2 separate regions of the Homo sapiens genome follow, and region 2 is linked to region 1. Evidence: chromatin contacts called from ENCODE Hi-C data. All regions are on one chromosome and are shown on one strand. The core of a region is the stretch at or near the end of the contact, and the rest is flanking DNA. Distances in the headings are between cores, read along the strand shown.

Evidence for each region. Hi-C counts contacts between places; a loop is a spot of excess contacts on that map. Pooled maps may share reads with other maps.
Region 2: a loop to region 1 is called in a pooled map, with 6 times the contacts of the local background. The contact joins the enhancer-like site here to the promoter of USP25 in region 1. A Hi-C loop is called at or near these places in 2 of 50 pooled maps.

The regions. Positions count from the first base shown.
Region 1 is chr21:15,728,277-15,731,306 of GRCh38, reverse strand. USP25 (ubiquitin specific peptidase 25) reads right to left here and starts at 1,325. Exons shown (of 26, transcript NM_001283041.3): 1 at 869-1,325. The coding sequence starts at 913. RefSeq lists a silencer at 761-1,720.
Region 2 is chr21:17,427,302-17,430,375 of GRCh38, reverse strand. No RefSeq gene overlaps it. Among named protein-coding and RNA genes, the nearest start is that of LINC01549, 10 kb to the left of the region's middle. Within about 2 kb of position 1,780, at least 3 of the 41 ENCODE cell types and tissues checked have a DNase peak (open chromatin) inside an H3K27ac peak, as active enhancers do.

The DNA.
Region 1 (3,030 bases), core at 76-2,575:
TAAAAATTAAAAAAAGAAGTTAAATCATGGCCAACTACTCTTCAGAACATGGTGCAAGCCATGATAGTGCACTTAAGATTCTGAAAGCAAAATCTAAAATAGCAGAATGATCTCTATTCACTTTAAAGATATAAAGTTTCACAAACAGTTTTTTAATTGTTTTCTTTAGTGAGTGACCATTTGAATGTGTGACTGATGCAAGAGTAAAGGGTGAACGAAAGAACAAGGTCAAACTTAGGGGACAAAAGATTCCTGGAATAACATGGCCAGAAAGGTTTCCTCTCTTAGGGACAGTTTCTATATTGAAAAAAAAAAAAAAAAAAAAAAAAACAGAAAAGAAGAAGAAGAAAGGGAAACCTTAAAAGGAAAAGAAACCAAGCAAACCACCTACTTCTAGAGTCCACCTGGTCAACACGCCTGCCCCGCGAGGCAGGTAATTCGATTTTGGTGGAGACCGTTTTGCAAAATAGCAGGCCTGGTACACTACTACCTTTGAAAGACAAAATCGGTTCAGAAAGGATGACAACTAGCTATTCTTTCTCATTTAAGGGGAGAGAATAAAGTTTCATTAAGATGCCACACAGAGCACTGTAGGAATGTGAGGGTCGCTCTCAATACCTGGCACCGTCTGCTACGGGAAAACAATCGGCAGAAGGAAGTGGATTGAAGCCCGCAAACTACACTCTGCTTCCCACACGCAGCTGGGCTCTGGGCGCGACGCCCCCGAGGCGATGGGCAGGGGCCGGGGGTGACCGGGGAGGAAGCCCGGGAAGGCGGCGGCGGCGAGGCCGGGGCGCCCGGCCGCAGCGGGAGAGGACAGCCCGTCGGAAGGAGAAGTGGGGCCCGCCGGCTGGCGGACTCGCCTCACCTTCTGCGCCGCGCTCTGCTGCAGCACGTTCTGCTCCACGGTCATGGCCCCCGCGGCGGCGGCGGCGGCGGCGGCGGTGGCGCCCGGCTCCTCGCGCCTCCGCCGGCCCTGGCTGCCGCGCTCCGCCGAGCTCCAGGGAGCGGCGCGGACGGCCTGGGAGGACAGCGCCCCCGCCAGCCAGGCGCGAAGGCGATGGCGGCCGGCGTGCGCGGGCACCGCGGGCAGGCGGCGAAACGCCGACTGTGAGGGCCACGGCGGCCGCCTCACGTCTCCACGCGGCCCGCCTCAGCGCCGCTCGTCCGCGGCGGCCCGGGCCATGAGCGGGCGGAGGACGCCGGGGCACGGGAGAGCGCGAGCCAGTCGGGCGGCGTCACGCGTTCGCACGTTCCTTTGCTGCCGGTCCGCGGGCTGCTTTGGGGAAGGGAGAGAGGGGACGGAGGGAGCGGCCGCCCGGAATGGCGTTGTCCTCCTCCCTCCGCGAGTCCTCCTCCCTCCCCTCCCCCACGCGCCATCCCCGCCCCCGCCCGGCGGCTCCTCCCCCGCAGAGCCCCGCCCGCCGGCCGCCCTAACCCTACATTGTGACCCTCCGGGCGGCGGGGCGGGGCCGCCATGGAGCCCCGCCCCTCCCTGCGCGGGCCTGGCGTTCCCGGGTGGGGCGAGGGCGCGCCTGGCTGCCTGGCCCGGGAGCCGCCCCTGCGGCAGGTTGCGCGACGCTGGCGCTGGGCTTCGGGGAGCGCGACTGGAGGCCGGAGGGCAGCGTTCCTCCCTGCGCCCAGGGCTTGTCGGATCCCTAGCTTACCCAAAGCCTCCAAAGCAAACATTTCCCTCCATGCCCATAACGTCCCAAAACTGCGTAGGGTCCCGAACTCCGGCCCCTTTCTGTGTCACGCGTTCTCTCCCCTCGCCTTTCTAGGAATTTCACAAGCCTTGAACTTGCCTGAAGGGAAAAGTCAAATAAGCAAAGGGTTGCCAGAAATCTTTATGCTGGGAAGTACTTTTCTCCTTAACTAATCATTACGTAAATGAATATAGACATTTTCTATCTACCTTCATTCATTCGAATATGTGTCAGTCACTGCTAGGCTCTGGAAAAATAAAGTTTATCTTCCCAAGACTTAATATAAATGAAATAGGATCTATCTAGCAAACAACCTTACAAAAATATCACTGCCTAATGATACATAATTCTAATATCCCAGTTGCCAAATTAAGCAAACAATTAACTACCATGCATGGAATGCTTGACTATATATGGAATTGTAAGGAAAATCTAACATTAAGAAAGCAATCTCTAGCCACAAAAATATCTCGAGTTCCAGGAGCTAATCTGGGAACGGAGGTGAGAGTGCAGCAGTGTGAGGAGAGAAATTATCAATGCATATTGTCACAAATAGAATACACTTGAAAATCCGGGTATAATTTTTAATCCAATGACAAGGAAAGCAAGCTTGGCAAATGCTAATTGAAATAGTATGTGGTGTTATTTAATAATCATGGATTATAGTAGCTCTTAAGGCTTTGTAACAGTTCTGTGCACTTTACAACCATCTTTGTTCTGCAGCTCAGATGTCTGGTACCACCTGTTGTCACCTTTTCCTTGAAGCTTCATATTTGTTGACTCATTTGATATTTAACAAATTGCAAATCTTATTATATTAATATCCTATGTCTTTTCTAGAGGAAATGAAAAGTCATGAAACGGTTGGAAACAGAAATTTAGAAATACTGTCACATCTCTAATCTCACGTATCGATTTTTTTATAACTCTGAAGCCCAAGGAGGGTGACCTGTCAAAGAGAGCTTATCAAAACCCATTTTTCTTCATTTATAGATCAAAGTTTCTTCTTTTCTTGTTTATATGCTAACTTCATGTTTCTCCATATGAGGGTTTTGGTTTTTTGGTTTGTTTGTTTGTTTTTTAGAAATCAAGCTCATACATTTGAATTCAAGAAAATTAAATTTAACATAAAAATCTAGTAATCTAGTACCATGGGAGGAAAAATGTTGCCAGATACTAAGGTTTAATTTCAAGAATTTGGCAATACAACTTTTCTCTGAGTTAAATTTGTTACTTCCATACAGAAAAAAAAAGATGATCTTACAATAGATAATCATCAAATAGAGCTTTTATATGGTAGACCTATTTGCCCACTGAGACTGTT
Region 2 (3,074 bases), core at 531-3,030, 1.7 Mb before region 1:
GCATTGTTCCACTGAAGGACAAGGAGGCTGGGGCATTAATCTGCTGACTTCCATCCACTGTTACTTACTAACTCTCCTGCACTTCCAGGCTGTGGCCTGCTTGGGTGTCCCCAAGGGACACCACAGCACCCACTGAAGGTGGGGCACTTGCAGCATGCATGCCGCTGTTCACATTAGTGCCACTAATGTCAGGTGGGCCCAAGGGATGGGGCACAGGGCATCTTAGGCAGGTGCTTCTGGGTAGAACTAACCCTTTCATTTTCCATCCACACCCTGCAGTGAGCATAATGGAGCGTGTGTCCCAGAGTTGGGTGGGGACTGGGAGAATGTTTTTAAAGCACCTGAAGCAGATACTGGCATGTAGTACGTGCCCAGTAATGTTAGTTCTCTTTCCTTCCACTTCCCCTTTGTCACCTTAACACACCACCTTAACATCTTAACAATTAAATTTATCCTATTAACATAAAACATCCTCATTAAGTTCTTCAGCCTTTCTACAGATTTAATAACTTAAGCTTTCATACTAGGGGAAAATATCTGCACATCATAGTTTTTAATTTTTTTTTTTTTGAGACGGAGTCTCCCTCTGTCGCCCAGGCTGGAGGCAGCGGCGTGATCTCTGCTCACTGCAACCACCACCTCTCAGATTCAAGTGATTCTCCTGCCTCAGCCTCCCGAGTGGCTGGGACTACAGGCACGTGCCACCACGCCCAGCTAATTTTTTATATTTTTATTAGAGACAGGGTATTCACCATGTTAGCCAGGATGGTCTTGTTTCTTGACCTCGTGATCTGCCCACCTTGGCCTCCCAAAGTGCTGGGATTACAGGCGTGAGCCACCACGGCCCAGCCAATTTTTAAATTTAATATGAAATATTTATTTCAGATTTTGTGGCCAACTAATGGCTGCACTAGACAGATGCAAAGGTAAAGTGTGTAATAGGATTACCTGAATGAAAGTCTGTATCCATAATGAGAAGACAATCTTATATGCTCTTTAATGCCTCTATTATACCCATAACTGAGAAATTTAACAATTAAAAACAATGTGCCAGGGCTTCACGAAGTCTCTGTAGGTGCATAGGCGCCGGCATAAGAGGTGGCTGCCAAGTCACATTCATTCATAAATTCTCCAAGCGTGCCTATATGAGAACAACACTGTTCTAGAGGTTGTGATTAAGATACGGTCCCTGCAAATGTCAATTTGATAGTCTGTAGGAATGGGGGAATGATTAACCACAGGAGGATAACTACAGGTGCTATAAGTCCTTATGTCACTGAAAGGTTTGGATAGAAGTGGACAGTTGGGCTCAGGTGGAGAATGAAAGAAAGAATTGAGTGATATGTAATGATTGTGTTTATCAGCTAAACAAAATGTTCACAGAGTCTTCAAGTATCTTCTTACAGGTGAATTATTTTAAATTTTATTTTAAAGCGTCATCATACATACAGCCAAGCATGGTGGCTCACACCTGTAATCCCAGCACTTTGGGAGGTTGAGGTGGGCAGATTACTTGAGTCCAGGAGTTCAAGACCAGCTTGGGCAATATGGTGAAACCATGTCTCTACAAAAAAATACAGAAATTATCCAGGCATGGTGGTACGGGCCCGTGATCTCAGCTACTCAGGAGGCTGAGGTCGGGGGTATTGCTTGAGCCAGGGAGGCAGAGGTTGCAATGAACTATGATCATGCCACCACACTTCACTGCACTCCACTGCACTCCACTGCACTCCACTGCACTCCAGCTGGGGCAACAGAGTGATATTCCGTCTTAAAAAAAGAAAAAGAAAAAGAAAAAGAAAAATCATCAAACTGTAAAATTAACTTATCAGCCAGGTGCGGTGGTTTACACCTGTAATCCCAGCACTTTGGGAGGCTGAGGCAGGCAGATCGCCTGAGGTCAGGAGTTCAGAACAGCCTGGCCAACATGGCGAAACCCTGTCTGTACTAGAAATACAAAAATTAGCCAGGTATCGTGGGCCTGTGGTCCCAGCTACTCAGGAGGCTTAGGTTGGGGGTGGATTGCTTGAGCCAGGGAGGCAGAGGTTGCAGTAAACTGTGATCGCACCAATACGCTTCGTTGCGCTCCACTGCACTCCACTGCACTCCACTGCACTCCGGCCTGGGCAACAGAGTGAGAATCTGTCTCAGGAAAAAAAAAGAAAAAAAAAGAAAAATCACTGAACTATAAAATTGACTTATTTTTTGGTGTATCATTTTATGAATTTTTTTTCCACACCTGGGATTACAGGCATGAGTCACTACACCTGGCCTTGTTTTATGAATTTTAACACAAGTATAGATTTATGTAACCACCACCACATTCAGCGTACAGGACAGTTCTATTACCTTACGACTCTTTCATGCTATGTCTTTACAGTCATACCTCCTCTAACTCCTGGCAACCACTGATCTCTTCTCTGTCACTATAGTTTTGTCTTTACAAGAAGAATGTCACATAAATGGAATCATACAGTATATCTTTTGAGGCTGGCTTAATTTTTTTGAGATGGAGTCTTGCTCTGTCTCCGGGCTGGAGGCTGGAGTGCAGTGGCTTGATCTCGGCTCACAGCAACGTCCGTCTCCCGAGTTCAAGCGATTCTCCTGCCTCAGCCTCCCATGTGTCTGAGATTATAGGCGCCCGCCACCACACCCAGCTAATTTTTTAATTTTAGTAGAGAACAGGTTTCACCATGTTAACCAGGCTGATCTTGAACTCCTGACCTCAGGTGATCCACCTGCCTCAGCCTCCCAAAGTGCTGGGATTACAGGCATGAGCCACTATGCCTGGCCAGTTTGTTCTTTTTTATTGTTCAGTGTATTCCAGTGTATGAAGGCATTGCTTTGTTTATTCATTCATCCACTGAAAGACGTTTGAATTTATTTCAGTTTCTGGCAATTATGAACAGAGCTGCTATAAAAGCAGACTACTAATTAGTCACAAAGGAAGAAAGAGATACTTTCACTGTGAAGAAGTGATTAAGCTTAACATCAGTAATAATGTGACAAACGGACGTCAGGGGAGCCTCCAGATGCGATGCACTGAGAAGGGCACATTATTCCTGTACTCTTCC